3 separate regions of the Homo sapiens genome follow, and all the other regions are linked to region 2. A link is a loop called in an ENCODE intact Hi-C map of the cell type or tissue named here. Cell type or tissue: heart right ventricle. All regions are shown on one strand. Links, peaks and the distances in the headings refer to the core of each region. The heading gives the core; the rest is flanking DNA.

The links. Hi-C counts contacts between places; a loop is a spot of excess contacts. Peaks named below come from ENCODE experiments on the same cell type or tissue, not always from the same donor. Only the 100,000 strongest peaks of a DNase experiment are listed, where the experiment ranks them.
Region 1: a loop joins it to region 2, with 6 times the contacts of the local background. A loop is called at or near these places in 41 of 110 quality-filtered maps.
Region 3: it touches region 2 in a loop (10-fold over the local background); 55 of 110 quality-filtered maps call a loop at or near these places.

What each region holds. Positions count from the first base shown.
Region 1 is chr4:86,041,899-86,047,211 of GRCh38, reverse strand. The region is part of intron 11 of MAPK10 (mitogen-activated protein kinase 10); the gene reads left to right. Among named protein-coding and RNA genes, the nearest start is that of MAPK10-AS1, 75 kb to the left of the region's middle. In heart right ventricle, for the core only: a CTCF peak has its summit at 3,013 (motif pointing right); no DNase peak of the experiment used is centred there.
Region 2 is chr4:85,144,572-85,149,884 of GRCh38, reverse strand. No RefSeq gene overlaps it. Among named protein-coding and RNA genes, the nearest start is that of WDFY3, 180 kb to the right of the region's middle. In heart right ventricle, for the core only: a CTCF peak has its summit at 2,232 (motif pointing left); a DNase peak (open chromatin) is centred at 2,154; H3K4me3 peaks cover 1,005 bases; H3K27ac peaks cover 1,125 bases.
Region 3 is chr4:85,368,156-85,373,468 of GRCh38, reverse strand. No RefSeq gene overlaps it. Among named protein-coding and RNA genes, the nearest start is that of ARHGAP24, 100 kb to the left of the region's middle. In heart right ventricle, for the core only: a CTCF peak has its summit at 2,829 (motif pointing right); DNase peaks (open chromatin) are centred at 2,878 and 3,514.

The DNA.
Region 1 (5,313 bases), core at 759-4,758, 900 kb before region 2:
TTCGTGTGTAACCTGGCACTAAAACATAAGTAGATGACCTGCTTCTGGGTCAGGGTTTCATATGTAGCAGAGGGGATCCTTGCTGTGATCTATTGAAAGTCAGCCCTTGGTACAAGTGTTTGTAAAAATAATACTAATAATAGTTTAAAAAGTAAAACAAAAACAAAAAGAAAAAAACTAAAAAGAAAAAATAGAATAGTACTCTGTTACACTCTAGCCTCTTAATCTTTTTTCTCTATGTGTCACTGTTTGACATTATATATCTCTTTTTATTATCTGTCTCATCAACTAGAATTTAAGATGCGTAAAAAGAGAGACAGTGACTCTTTGGGGCACTGCTGTATCCCAACTACCTAGAACACTGTCTGGCCCTTAGTAGTCATATAATCAATATTTGCTGAATGAATGTATCTGTGTTTAGAATTGAAGACACTAAAGCTCAGGATGTTAATGGATGTTAAGCACATTGCCCATGATTGTGTGGCTAATATGTGTATATCAAAAGCTGGAATCTACTTTTTAAAAATTATTTGAGTAATGTCAGACATGTCATAATTTATTTCATCTCTTTACCTGACCAATTTTTCCGAGTTAATATATCGTAGATTTTTGAATGCAAATAATTGTTCTTCATCAATGGTTCATACTTGTTGGATATCTACTATGTACTATATACTGTGCTTCCATTTCTTCTAGATTTTCAATTGTATATCTAGAAAACCCCATTGTCTCAGCCCAAAATCTCAAAATAATAACAGCTATTTATGACAAACCCATAGCAAATATCATACTGAATGGGCAGAAGCTGGAAACATTCCCTTTGAAAACCAGCACAAGACAAGGATGCCCTCTCTCACCACTCCTATTCAACATAGTATTGGAAGTTCTGGCCAGGGCAGTCAGGCAAGAGAAAGAAATAAAGCGTATTCAAATAGGAAGACAGGAAGTCAAATTGTCCCTGTTTGCAGATGACATGATTGCATATTTAGAAAACCCCATCATCTCAGTCCAAAATCTCCTTAAGCTGATAAGCAACTTCAGCAAAGTCTCAGGATACAAAATCAATGTACAAAAATCACAAGCATTCTTATACACGAATAACAGACAAATAGAGAGCAGTGGTTTGTAGTTCTCCTTGAAGAGGTCCTTCACATCCCTTGTAAGTTGGATTCCTAGGTCTTTTATTCTCAATTCTTTGTCCCATGGTCTAGTGAGAAGATAAATAAGTAAATGTTGATGATACGTATTCCAAATTTTAAGCTTATTGTACATTGGAAACACATAAAAATAACCCAGTAATGTGGGTTACAGAAGGCTGCTTGGAGTGATTAATTTTCAAACAGGAACATGAAGGGCTAAAAAAGAAATTATCCAAGTGAAGAAAGGCAAGCAGAAGAAAGGGTATATGCAAAAATCCCAGGGTCAAGAGAGGGTGGAGAGAATTGCAAAGCTTTAAGCTTTCTGAGTGACTTAATGGAGAAGGGTGAGAAATTATTTTGGGCTGGTAAGCAGGGACCAGATAAGGAAGGAGTTCCCAAGCATTGTCATGTACCATGCATGCTATCCTAGGGTGAAGGGAAGCCATTCACTAGGAAGTGGGGCAATAGCATTAGCAGATTTGAAGTTTCAAAGGGCCACTGTCTGCAGTGTGGGACTGGAGTTGAGAAAAGGGAGCTAGAAGGCAGGAGGATAGATCTGTAGTAATCTAAATCACTGTAGACATGGGCAGAATATTCAAGAGATGTTTAGAAGCTAATAATTGACATGAATTGTAAATAATTAAATTTGGAATTTAAGGGAGGTGGAATTCAAAGATGAGTAATATCATATGGTAGAGGGTTAATAAATATGTGTTAAATGAACGAATGAAGAAAGAAAGATTCCTGACCAAGGCACTGGGTGATTGGTGGTGCAATTACTGAAACTTTTCAGTTAAAGAACCATAGAAAATTTTAATTTCCAAGGAGCAGGAAAGAGAAATTTCATTTTCAAGACATGATTACACTTTTTGATGGTGTAGAGCTAATAAATAAATCTGAGAAAACTACAGAACAGAATGAAAAATAGAGAAAACTGAATTCAACTTCTTTGCCAAACCACTGGAGCATTATGTAATTAAGCTTTCTAATTACACTCAGTTCAGATCATAATTAAAATTTGCATTACTAGCTTTCAAAGGTTCCTCTGGTCACCTAATGCTATGATGTCTCTAAGCAACATTAGTGCTTTCCATTTATAACACATTATAATTCCATGCTTTTCGCATTGCAAGTACTTAAGAAAGTTTTGTTGAATTACCTGGTATGATATTTGTTGAACATTTGGAACTAGTTTCTCTTGAATAAAGCAGTAGATGAAAATCTTTCATTGCAAACTGAGTGACTTGCTCAAGGTCACTCATCTTACTAGTGCCAGAGTCAATGGTGCTTCAGTGCTCTTTCCATTGTTCCTTTCAGAAAACCTGTGACGCATTATGAGGCTCAGAGATTCTCCCTGCTCACTTTAGTCTACGGACTGCATTTGATTATGAGACACAAATCTTGTGTCCACTTTGATTACAATTCACAAATTTCTTTGTCCTGTTCTTTAAAATCATAGTATATGATATATCTGTCCAGAAATCATTGTATTCTACCAAGAACTAGATGCCATTAAAGATTGAGAGAAAATCACCTACTTTCTCTAGAATGTTTTCTTTTGCGTCTATACAAATGAAACATAACTAGGCAAATGACAAGACTTGCTTCTCTACTGTATAAGTGGTTAGAGCAGAGGTCTTAATCTTTGCTGCATGTTAGAATCATTTGGGAAGTTTAAAAATATCCTGACACCAAGGCCTCACCCCAGAACAATTAAATCAGAATCTCTGAGGTGGGATCTAGGCAGCAGTATTTTTAAAACTCCCAGATGATTTCAATGTGCAGCCGTAGCTGAACCATAAACTAGAGCAATTTAATTGAAAATGATAAATATGCACACAAAGCACCTCTTAATGTTTTCATTTTTTCTTGCCACAAGGTGGCAGCATCACAATATATTGCACATTCTCGCCCCTCTGAGTGGACGTGGAAATTTGTATCTAGAATCCTGATTAACAGCATTTCAAGAGCCCCGTCAGCTAGAGATAAAGTCGCCTTTTTCCCTGCTGTTCTCTGTTGCTTTGTTTGCCTAATAAAACGTTAAAATATATTTCAATAGGTTGAATTAGTAGGAACTATAAGCCTGGGGTGGAAAAATGCAAAGAACACAGACATTGTATTCAGTTAGATTTGGGTTTAAATATGGCCTCTGCTACTAACTCATAGATTTTTAAATCTTTGTGTGCCTCAGTTGCATACTTGGAATAGGAGGTTTGTCACAAAGACTAAATGAGATAATATATGAAAATCCACTTTCTACGAATGGTAGTAGAATGATGAAGATGTTGAGAAGAAAACATGATAATGCTGTGATGGAGTCATTTACACAAGATCCAGGAAAACCCAGGACACTGTACTCTTTTATTTATAGCCTTTGTTTTCTGCATGTGGGTCTCTTCCTTCTCTGTGTGTGTCCTATGTTTCAGTTTCCAGTGGCAATTACTTCTTACAAATAAACATGTTCTAGTCTCTTTCATTTCAAAGAACAAAGAATCAAAGCAAACCTTTATTTTTAACTACACTTCTACCTTTAGCAATGGAAGTATGACTTATAGCTTTATAGCCAAGTCTCTATAAAACATTAGTCCTTGTTTACTCACAATTACTCCAGTTCACTTTTTAAACATTGACACTGCTTTCTCTAAATTCACCAGTGGCCTCTTAGGTGCCAAGTCCAAAAAAATGGGTATCTCATGTATTTGCCCATTTGAATAAGCTGACAACACCTTCCTTTCTGCACCCCTGCATGTTAATTTCTGTGGTGGCAGCACACCTGTTCTCCTGCAGCCTCCATTGCTCAATGTGGGTTGTTCTCTCTTCCCTTAGAATTGTGCATCTCAGAAATTTTTTCTTTATAGCCCTTATTTCTTTTCTCTCTGGGAGTCTTATCTTCCACCACAGCCTTAATTTTAATTATCATAAATGGCTCAATTCTACACATCGTCCCATAGAGCTGGCCTGAGTTCCAGATGTATAAATCTAACAGTCACTGGAATTGAAATTGGCATTGCAAAATCAACATATTAAATATTAAACTGGCCATATCTCCTCTCTACACCAAATCTATGCTTCCTCCTTCCAATTCATGGCACTACTTTCTATCCAGGTTTTCATCTGGATAATGAGATACCTTGGAGTCTTTTCTTTCTATTCCCTCAGCCCCCTTCACATCCAAGGTGACTGGAAAATTTAATCAATTTGCATTCAAGGTAATTATTAATAGGTAAGGACTTAATACTGCCATTTAGCTCATTGTTTTCTGGTTGTTTTGTAGGTTCTTTGTTCATTTCTTCCCCTCTTTTTTTGTCTTTTTTTTCTGATAAAATAATTTTCTCTGGTGGTATGCTTTGATTCCCTACTTTGTATCTTTTTTGTCTCTACCATAAATTTTTACTTTGTGGTTACCATGAGAATTACAAAAACATCTTATAGTTATAACAAGCTACTTTAAGCTGATAACAACTTTTTGCTTGCATTTTTAAAAAACTATACTTTTACTCCACCATTCCTCCCACATTTAAAATTTTTGATGTCACAATTAACATATTTTTATATTGTGTATCCCTTAACACTTTTTTTTAAAATTTTACTTTAAGTTCTGGGATACATGTGCAGAACGTGCAGGTTTGTTACATAGGTAAATATGTGCCATGGTGGTTTGCTGCACCTATCAACCCAGCTTCTAGGTTTTAAGCCCAGCATGCATTAGGTATGGTCCTAATGCTCTCCCTTCCCTTGCCCCCAACCCTCTGACAGGTCCTGGTGTGTGATGTTCTCCTCCCTGTGTCCATGTGTTCTCATTGTTCAACTCTCACTTATGAGTGAGAACACGCAGTGTTTGGTTTTTTGTTCCTGTGCTAGTTGTTAGTTTGCTGAGGATGATGGCTTCTAGCTTCATCCATATCCCTGCAAAGGACATGAACTCATTCTTTTTTATTGCTGCATAGTATTCCAAGGTGTATATGTGCCACATTTTCTTTATCCAGTCTATCATTGATGGGCATTTGGGTTGGTTCCAAGTATTTGCTATTGTATATAGTGCTGCAATAAACATATGTGTGCATGTGTCTTTAGAACAGAATAATTTAGAATCCTTCGGATATATACCCAGTAATGGGATTGCCGGGTCAAATGGTATTTCTGGTTCTAGATCTTTGAGGAATCACTACATTGT
Region 2 (5,313 bases), core at 655-4,654:
CAGGAATTGAGTCATATAAAAGGCATGAAGAAATCAAAAGCAAAAGCACAGCTGTAGGGTGTTGGCAGTGACAATCTGTACACAACATTGGAAGATGAGCTACCTCTTCCTTTCTCCCCCATCATCACACATTCAGCATCTCTTGTCAGGCTGAAACATGCAGTATGGTCATTTGAAGGGAGCAATGTGTAGAATTAGAAGTCAGAGCGCTGGTGCAGGGTATTTCCCCAATAGTATTTAATGAATCTTATAAAGTCCATTTTCATGACCACATTGACAGACCATGGCAACAGTTTTGTTGGTCTTTATAATTTAGGGCATTTTTTTTGTATGTCACTCAACAATCCTCTGATATGAACAAAAGAGACACTATTCTTTCCTATAAGATAAAAACAAATAAAAAACTGAAGCTTGGATAAACCATATCTATGGTTTACCCAAGATAAAGTCATTAGCCAACAACTTAGGAACAGATCAGAACCAGAATGCTAACTGCCCCCCACCTTCCAATTCAATATTATTTTCTGTAATCTATGTTTTATACAGCTGGCAAATTAAAATAGAGGTATTTTCTCAGTAAAAATTCAGTCCAGGTTTGACAGTTCCCCTTCTAATCTACTGTATGGACTATTTAGCCAACTGTCCTGTGCTAGGAAAGTACTCCCCAGCATGGACAAGGATATAACCCCGTTTGATTTCATTTATATCCCAAAGTGGAGTTAAATAAACAGAAAGACATGATCTACATTAATGAAAAAAGATAGATGGAAATTTTTTGTGTGTTTTAGAGCCACTTAAATGTTGCCAGTCTCAAATTATCTGTACAAGATTTAAAGTATGGAGTTGAAAAACATAACAACAGTGAAAAAAATCGGAATATACTGACTCCTCCCCTTCTCCCACCACCAATAACTACCTAACTTACAAAACTGCTCCTAAAGATAATCATACAAACAAGCTATAAACGCTGAATTAACACCGAAAATTAAAGTAGGGTAAGACAGAGAATAAAAAGATACTCTCTGACATGACTTCTTAAAGTTGTAATTAGACATATGTGAGTGTGTGAAATACACACACCACACACACACACCCCATGCACCACCCCAGTGACCAAATTCTTGTTTAATCATCAAGTACAACCCAGACTTGATTAGTTACCTAGGGTAGAGGAAACTCAAAAGACTTGAGGAGCTAGACTCTTTCAGATAATTTTGTCTGAAACTTTTTAGTGTTCCTTTCACTAAGGGAAGACAAATCAGAAACCCTTTTCCCCAACTCTTATATTTTTGAAGTAATACGTAGTAGGACAAAAATCTCTCAGGAAGCTAACTCTTCTATCAGGGATCAAAAATGAGAACATCCAGGTTTTGTATAATTCACATCTATTACACAACTAGGATTCTTTATGTCTCCCATATATTTATTCCTCTCACTCAACTACTGACAATCTTCTTTCATCTCATTACCTCATGGTCAGCTGAAAAGACAATGGTTAATTTGCAGAAATATTTTGACTCGACCCATGCTGACTATGTTTCATCCTTAGATAATTGCCTCCACAAAGATGCACTTGCCATTGAGTATGAGCTATAGACTAAAGGCCGTTATTCATAATTGAGGTTGACGCTTAACACAACCTCTCACCAACATAACATTTACTTTACACTCAGAGTAACAAAAAGGAAGGTCACAGGCTTAGTTTACCTGCACCTCAGCCACCTGAATATATTTGTGACCTTTGATTCACTGAAACATTATTTTTCAGAGAGCAAAATCATACAAAATGATCTTCATTTTCACTAACCCTTATAATTAAAAACTACCAAAGACAGAATAATATCCTTATACCAAACTTAAAACAACAGAAGTCTAGCAAAAACACAGCACACGTATTAAAGCCAGCTTATATCTCATAAGAAAGTCATTTACCCTCACAATTTTGTTTAGTAAGAAATATTGACAATTTTTTCCTAATAGAATGGGTATGAACCTTTACTGAAATAAAAGACTAGGATTTTATTTGAATCAACTTTTGTAGCTTACCTAAGCTATTCCTATTTACTTCCTACATAAGCGAAAGAAAATGAATAAATTGTATCCGGATACTCACAGCAGAGATCTCAGTTCTAGTCCCTAACATCAGACGTCGCGGCTGCAGACTGAAAATGTTACTGTAAGGAAGTACTTGTATTTTTCTAGCAAAGTAGCACCCTCTAGTGGCTTTTCAAAAATATGAAGGAGTACACGCCAAACGTGACATAATTTGTTTACTATCAAATTATGCAGTGTCAAAACACTCAGGTGAGAACAAAACCTTGCCCTTGGCATAACGGGAAGCATATTCCAACCTTGTTCTGTGTTGTTCTAGGGAGGCAAAGATGGTTAATCATCCTATTGCACATCTACAGTGTGCCTCTGAGAAAAATATGCCCTTCCCTGATAATAGTTTATTATTTTTCCATTATTAGTATTATGGTGCTATTACTATCATTATTGCTATTAATATTAATAGAAAATTACCATTTACTGAGTATTTACTACATGCCAGAAAATGTATTCATTGTTTTACATTCTTTACCCCATTTAAAATTCACTATGAGTATATAACCTAGTCTTTATCCTCATCTGGTTTTATTGATTAAATAGTCGAGGCCCATATGTGTAGTATGAGTTGCCTAAGAGAATAAGAAAAACTAAGATTCAAACATATCTTTATAAATTTGCAAGAACTCTCACAAGCCTGATTTCAACAAGCAGAAATTATCAATAGTTTTTACATGTATCCAGCCTCAAAGTATAAATCCAAAGAAATAATTCAATAACAATGAAATTAACTGGAAAATTTTAGCTAACACTTAGTTAAAATTTTAATTTAAGTTTGGGTTATAAATACAACCATTTCCCATAGTAAGTAAAAGTTAAATACCGATTCTTAGACAGCAAGGCAATAGTCTCTAGGAAGCCAGTTTAGTTCCCCCTGGCTCAGTCATGGTATTTTATTAAAATCGAGAGAGGTATATTTGTTCAGGTAGGCATTCAACAGACATTCATTGAATGCCTCTAGGAACTCTAGTTTTGATTGCCAGTGATCCAAGACCTTTGCACAAAGCAAGTGCTGTGTGAATACCAAGGAAGACCCCTGAGCTAAAAAGTATATATTTTTTATGGCTTCAAAATGTATATATTCCATTTTAAATGTCATTTGTCTGATCCCAGCAAATAAACACTTTTGATATTTACATAAGGTTTGAAGGAACTTAGAGACACAAACAGAAAAGAATATTTATTAAGTATCTGCCAGGTGCTAGTTAGTAGTCTATGCCCTTTACATATATCACTATGGCAGAGACTGCTAACTGTTCACCAACCATTTCCTCTTCTTATTAAGCACATAGCCAGACTACATTTACAGCCAACATTGACTCAAGTATGACCATGTAACGGGATTCTAATCAGAATCCAGTACTGTGAGCAAAAGCAATGTGTACCACTTCCATGCATCGCCCATGACAAACCTCCCTTTCAGGATCTTTCATGTTCTTTTGCCCTTCTGGATGACTGGAATGGATATATCCCACAGGCAACCTTGGAAGCCACATACTGCAGACAGCAGAGCCACAAGATGGAAAGAGGCAGCTTCGTCTCTGAGTCACTGTTTGGAATAAATGTACCTGACAATTAAGAGCATCTGTTTTGTAGTTTAGGTAAGAAGTAAACTTCCATAAATTTTGAGTTATTATATAGTTTTGCATTTGACTATTGGTTACAACAATAAGAATTACATTAATGCGATGATCTCATTTAATCTTCACAGCAAACTTAATAAGTTTATTGTAGGCTTATCCCTCATTTCACAGATTAAAAAAGTGAGGTATAAATAGTTTAATAACTAGCCCAAGTATTCACAACTAGTGGAATTCAAAGCTTGATCAAACCCAGATCTACCTTACTCCAAAATACATGCTCTTTTCTCTTTCTTATGCCAACAGTCCATCCTGTTGCCTCTTTTTTCTAGCAATCTTGCCACCTCAGCCCCTCAAGTAGCTGGGACTACAGACATGTTGCCTGGCTAATTGTTTAAAAATTTTTTAGTGATGGGATCTCACTATATTGCCCAGGCTGATCTTGAACTGGCCTCAAGCAATCCTCCTGCTTTGGCCTGCCAAAGTGCTGGGATTACAGGTGTGAGCCATCATACACAGCCCCACTGCTTATGAAACTAGCATGTTCCTTTGTATTAGTCAACTAATACATTGCTATAACAAATGACCCCCAAATCTGAGCTGTCTATTTTTATTTATTATTTCTCATTAATGCCTGTCAGCCTCAATTCACATTAATTCACACTGAAAGTCTTCTTCATCCTGGTACCCAAACTGAAGCAGCAGCCCTTATTTTTATCACATGGCAGAGGAAGGAGAATAATGAGAGAACTACATGATGGTTCTTAAAGCTTCTATCAGAAAGTAGTCCATGTTACCTCCACTCACATTTCATTGGCCTAGCAAGTCATTTGACCAAATCTGATATCAACAGAGCCAGGAAGCATAATCCTCTTACAGAAGAGTGGAAAAATAATTTAGAAAAAGAGTATGTTCAACCATACCTTCACTCTTGGAAACTAAAAGTTAAGAGAAATGTTATGAGAAAGTTAGAAACAATTAAGAGAAAATAAGTTGTGATCAAACTATTAAAAAGAGTAAGAGAGGCAAAATATCAACGAGATGATATGTTCTCCTTTAATCACCAGCAAAAAAAAGTAATAAAGCTAAGAATTAAAAGATATGACACGAATCCAACTTACACACCTGAACAGAAGTTAGATTTCTGAGTCATCTCAATGGCTGCTTAAAACACACACACACACACACACACACACACACACACACATACACTCTCTTAGCTATTTTAAACTATATGTCGTAGACTAACTCAATGTCAACAAAGAGAATATGGTATTAAATACACAAAACAAGTAGCCAAAGATGTGTTTGGCAATTAAGAAATACCAATGAGAATGGGAAAATGAGATAAAAAGTACACAACTTTCCTTATAAAGCCACAGACAAGCACATATGAGTTCAGTTCTGGCAGATGACATTCGCTAGTCATTTCTTTATCTCACAGATCTAGACCTACTTCTTTTAAGTATGGTCAATCTGTCTCGGGTTATAAGTGGCTTTATTAAATCAGACATATTGATCCAAATCTTTCATCTCAAATCTTTAAAATATTTGATGCAATTTGCAGGCAATAATAGCCAGTCAAACACAGAAGAGGCATTGTCTAATTCTGATTAACTCATCTCTG
Region 3 (5,313 bases), core at 759-4,758, 220 kb before region 2:
AAGGAAGTAGGGGAACAGGACAATAGAACAGAGGGCAGGGATGCCCTGGTTTCACTGATGAAAACATTATTTAGCAGAAAAGGAATGATTTGTCAAAGTAACATTCATATTCCCAGAGTAATTAATTTTCATTCCCACCACTGAGCATGAAGAATTAGAAAGTACATGAAGCAGAGAATTATAAATGTCCCTGGGTAAAAAATGAGAAGCACTTGACAGTACTGGTATTATTTAACACCCAGCGACCGCCAGAAGTGAGCAGGGCATCATCCACAACAATGCAGTCACATGCCAAAGCTGTGTCAGCTGCTGTGGTGAGCAGGAGCCCTTAAATTTCATCAGTAATGCTATCTGTCAATCTGGATTCAATAGCAGTTTAAATTCTGGTGACTGTTTAGGAACGCTCTGCTACACTATTTCACCACTACACTACTGCCATAAAGCAAACCTAGCGATCAAAAATGCTTGATTGATTATGGGCCCATTAAGGATATCTTCACTTTGATTCATGAAACATGCATTCTGTGCACTGGAGGAAGAAAAGCTCAAGTCACAATTTGCAAATTTACAAGTCAGTGTATTGCCTCCTTTTCCCCATCGCACCCCACTCCATTCAAACTGCAGTATTTTGAAGGAGTGTAAAAAAGTTATTTCTTTTATTAAAAGAGCTGTCGGAAGAGCAGATACATAAATGTGGGTGAATAAGTCACAGGATATTTACCCTTATTAAATTTTCATTCCTTACACTCATCTGTACCCCAGGTATGCCATGCAATGCTGGCTCTTCTTTCCCTAGAAAAGTCAAGAATAGTGGTATCAGGCATTTGTACTCCTTGTTTCTATGCAACAAGAAGACTCAGCAAATGTGTGTGAATGATAAAGCACAATGTAGAGAGCTTAGCACAAGAAAGATGAAATAACAGAGCACTAAGAATAAAGGAAATGATGTATTTAAGCATAATGATGCTAATATGCACCCTTTAATGAGAGAGAGAGAGAGAGAGAGAGAGAGAGAGAGAGAAAGAGAGAAAAGGTGTATGCTTAAGAATCCCTTCTAGAATTCCAGAGAAACACAGAGAATTCCAGATGTGTAATTTCTGTGTGATCATGTTCTGTGTGATAATGAAGTCCTCAAGTGGGAGGTGGGGAATCTTCCTTCATTCATGTTACATCTTTCTCCAGAACTAGCATGTCTCAGCCAAAATATAGCTGTATATGATACCCTAACACAATCCAGACAGGTATATCACTTTTCCTTTTTTATTTTATTTTTTGAATTTCAACTTTCATTTTAGGTTCAGGGGGCACATGTACAGGCTTGTTAATATGGTATATTGTGTGATACTGAGGTTGAGAGTACAATTGATCCCATCACCCAGGTACCAAGCATAGTACTCAGTAGTTACTCCTTCAACCCTCCCTCCCCACTCTATTAGTCCCCAGTGTCTATTGTTGCCATCTTTATGTCCATAAGTACGCAATGTTTAGCTCCTCATTTAGTTTTCTGCTTCTGCATTAGTTCATTTAGAATAATGGCTTCCAGCTACAGCCATGTTGCTGCAAGGGACATGATTTTATTCTTTTTATGGCTGTGTAGTATTCCATGGTGTATATGTACCACATTTTCTTTTTCCAATCCACTGTTGTTGGGCACCTAGGTTGATTCCATGTCTTTGTTATTGTGAAGAGTTCTGGTATGCCCCTTTTAAACAGTGCTTCAAAAGAAGCAAAATAAAAGCCTTTCATCCATTATACTTTTCTCTATCTGAAATACATTATTTTTGATGCATAGTTCTACTAGTATTTTCTAGTTGATCCTTTTTAATTCTTAAGATAAAATTTTGCAATTGGATTTCTAAAAAATCACTACAGAAAGGTAACACAAAGTTTTGGTAAGTGGCCCACTAGTGACAATAAGTTTACACTGAGCCCCATTCACATTACATTCTGCACTGCTTTGGTGGAGAAAACTATGAAAACATTTATATATACACATAGATTTTTCTATAATGTTTAATTCTCTTTAACATGTGTTTGGATTCAATGACTATTGTGCATGCTCAAGGTCAATTTGTATATTTTATTTATATCAAGTTCAAAATTATGTAGATCCCATTCAGACTCTGGATCATACTTAAATGATGGCATTTTGAATGGTGCTACTAGTTCATAAACTAGCTCGAGTTTAGATTAACTTTTTTTCAGGGTTGTATACAATATGTTAACAGAGACCAAAAAAGTGATGACAAGGGAAGTAATAGAGTGTTTGAAAAAATAAATACCAAAGACAATCACTTCAAGGAAATCCTTGCATTTAGGTAACTTATGGTGTGTTTAGACAAGTGACATATTTGGATTGTTTGATGGATTGTTTGATGTTACAGTTTAGCAAGGGGATAAAGCAGAAAGTAATTCAGCCATAGTCAGGCAGAATGCTTTTCTAGTCTACTAGAAAGCTCTCGACATGGCAGAAATGATGAGTTTCGTGGCTTTTTGAAATTTTTTCAAAGCATATTCATATATATTATCATATTTTATTCTCACCACCATACTATGAAGTCAGCACAACAGTTACTTTCACTACATGTGGTAGGAGAAATTGAGGCAAAGATTCGTCTAGAACCATATTAACTCTCTTGGTCCCTTGATGTGAGAGATTGGGATAAGGTCATTTTGTGACTCCTAGCAATGTGAGGACCAATGTGGTTAGTACCCTGGGGCAGAATTTCTCAACTCAGCACTGTTGACATTTTGGGCTGCATAATTCTTTGCTTTGTGGGGGCTGTCCTATGTACTGTAGGATGTTTAGCAGCATCTCTGTCCTGTACCCACTAGATGGCAGTAGCACCTCCCTCAGCTGTGACAACCATAAATGTCTCCACACATTGCCAAATGTCCCCTGGGGGACAAAACTGCCCCCAGTTCAGAACCACTGAACTGGAAACAACTTCAAAGAATTTACATGACTCCCCTGCTCTCGGTAGCCAAGGAAGCCGACTGGCTTGGAGACATTTACCACCTACAGTATATGAGGATCTGAGGAGATTGCCTTTAGGCATAACACAGAGTTTTTGAAGCACCATTCTTCCTTTCAGCCTTTTCCTCTCATCAGGCACAAGAAATTCAACATCACTTACTGTAAGATTGTTGACACCCGGTCATCATCCAATGTACCTTGTCTGTGAGAGAAATCATCTTGAATCTGAGAGTGCTGAGCCACTGGGCTAGCAGGCTGAGCACCAAAACTCAGGACTGACTGTCATGAACAGGAGCATCTAGCTGAGGTTGCAAAAAAGGACTGAAATAAAACCCTCACTCCAAAGTCAAGGTGTGAGACCTAGCACAGTGGTATGTCCCTCAAGGACTTTCCCGATACCTAAAGGTATAATTTAGGCCAGCAGTGCTACTGGGACATGGTCAAAGGACGAGGAAAGAGAGGAAGTGAGAAATGAGGATTCCAGGGGAATGTCAACACTACCACCATTTGGCATGGATGACACCATGGACCCAGTAGTCTCCTTGGGAAAGTCAACTTCAGGTACAGTCACCCTACATATGGGTCACCTGCTGGGCACTGGGAGTCCTGCAGCAAGAGGCTGTGTGATGAACTGACTGGAATAAAGTGGAGCCGAATGAAAGGATTTAGCATAGAGAGAATTATTAGGGGTGAAACCCCCGAACCAGAACTAATGGAAGAACTAACAAATCGTTAGCAGAGAAAAATGGGATAGAAACCTTATCATCACCGACAGTCAACTCAACATACACAGTCTTATAAGAAATTATCTTCTTCTGTCTCTTCCCTGCCCCCGAACTAAAGATTGCATATACAAGGGATAAGAGGGCCCCTCCACTCCAAGATACTAGAACCATAAGTCCACCTGTGGTCAAGCCAGAAAGCATTTTAAATTAAATATAAAATAACAATTTTAAATAAACAGGATTATATTTCAAAGCTAGGATAAGACTGTTTTAATAGTTAAATGTAACTGAAAATGGTAGTTAGACTAAGATGCCATTGGGGAGCCTGCCACCCAGAGGAAAAGGTTTTGGTAGAACACTGTTCTTAACCATTTTGGAGAAAATAAACCATCTCATGTTTATATCTCGTGAGCTCAGTGGCCAAAACCAACCAGTTACACTGAAAAACTAATTCTTAAACACAGATGCATTTATTTCTTCCTAAGAAATTGGTCTTTCTGTTCTCACTTTTATTCTCAAGGACAATTAGTCAAAATCACCTAAATAGGCAAAGCTTTTTATCTGTCATTGAAACGCTGTATGTTTCTTTCTTGTCAACAACAAGAAAATAGGAACTCCCATAAGGCACTTATTTCCTCTTCTTTAATGAGACAAGGCCTTAGCAACCACCTGACAAAGAAGCTCATTTTTTTAAGCAACTTCAGCTTCTCTCTAATTCCCTGTAGTTCTGCTGCAGAAAGTAACTCTAACAACCAGCATTGCAAATCTTAGAATTTTATTCACTCTGATCCTCCTTGCTAGTGCCATCATTGACAGGTGTTTGCCATACAGGGTGGAAGTTTCTCCTAATGTCAGGAAAATTCTTGACATCCTAAAAACTTAGATAGATAGAACATTTCTATTTCTTTTGCCCCTCTCCCTATTTTCTTATTTGTAAAGGGAAACAAAGGTATTTACTACTCTGAATGAAAACAAAAAGCAGACAGGAGCTTTCGAGTTCAATCAAAGGCTCTAGGGGTATAAACACAAGAATAGTGTCTTTCTCAGCCCCAGAATCACAATAGTCTGTAAATATCCCCCTTCTTAAACAGGGCTCCCAAATAGTTCTTTTTTGTTTGTTTGTTTCTTCACGCAGACATTGACCAAATCATTTAGTTATCTCCTTACTTATTCTTATCTGCATGACACATATTCTGTTCATTGCCCATGCAATGTTCCTTCCCTACTGCCTTAGAAAGACAATCCCAATTTTGTTTGGGGTGGCTAGAAACTCAGCTGAAAGATAGTATTTCCCAGTATCCCTTGTAGTCAAAGTGACCATGTGACCTGGTCCTGGCCAATGAGCTATAATCATGTTAGGTGGGAGTTCCAGGAAAGCCCTTTTAAGACAGGACAAATAGCTACTTTCTCCTTCCCGTTTCTTACAGCTCCAAAAGCAATTTAGACAATCAGCGACCTTGAGGGTTAGAAGCCAGTGTTAAAGGTGAAAAGGCAGACCCAGAGTAAAAGCCTGGGTTTCTGAAAACAGAATCATATCAGTTCACAACTGCTGACCCTTTATGCATGTATCCGTTAACTGTTATTAGGGAGTTTCTGTTATATACAACTGAA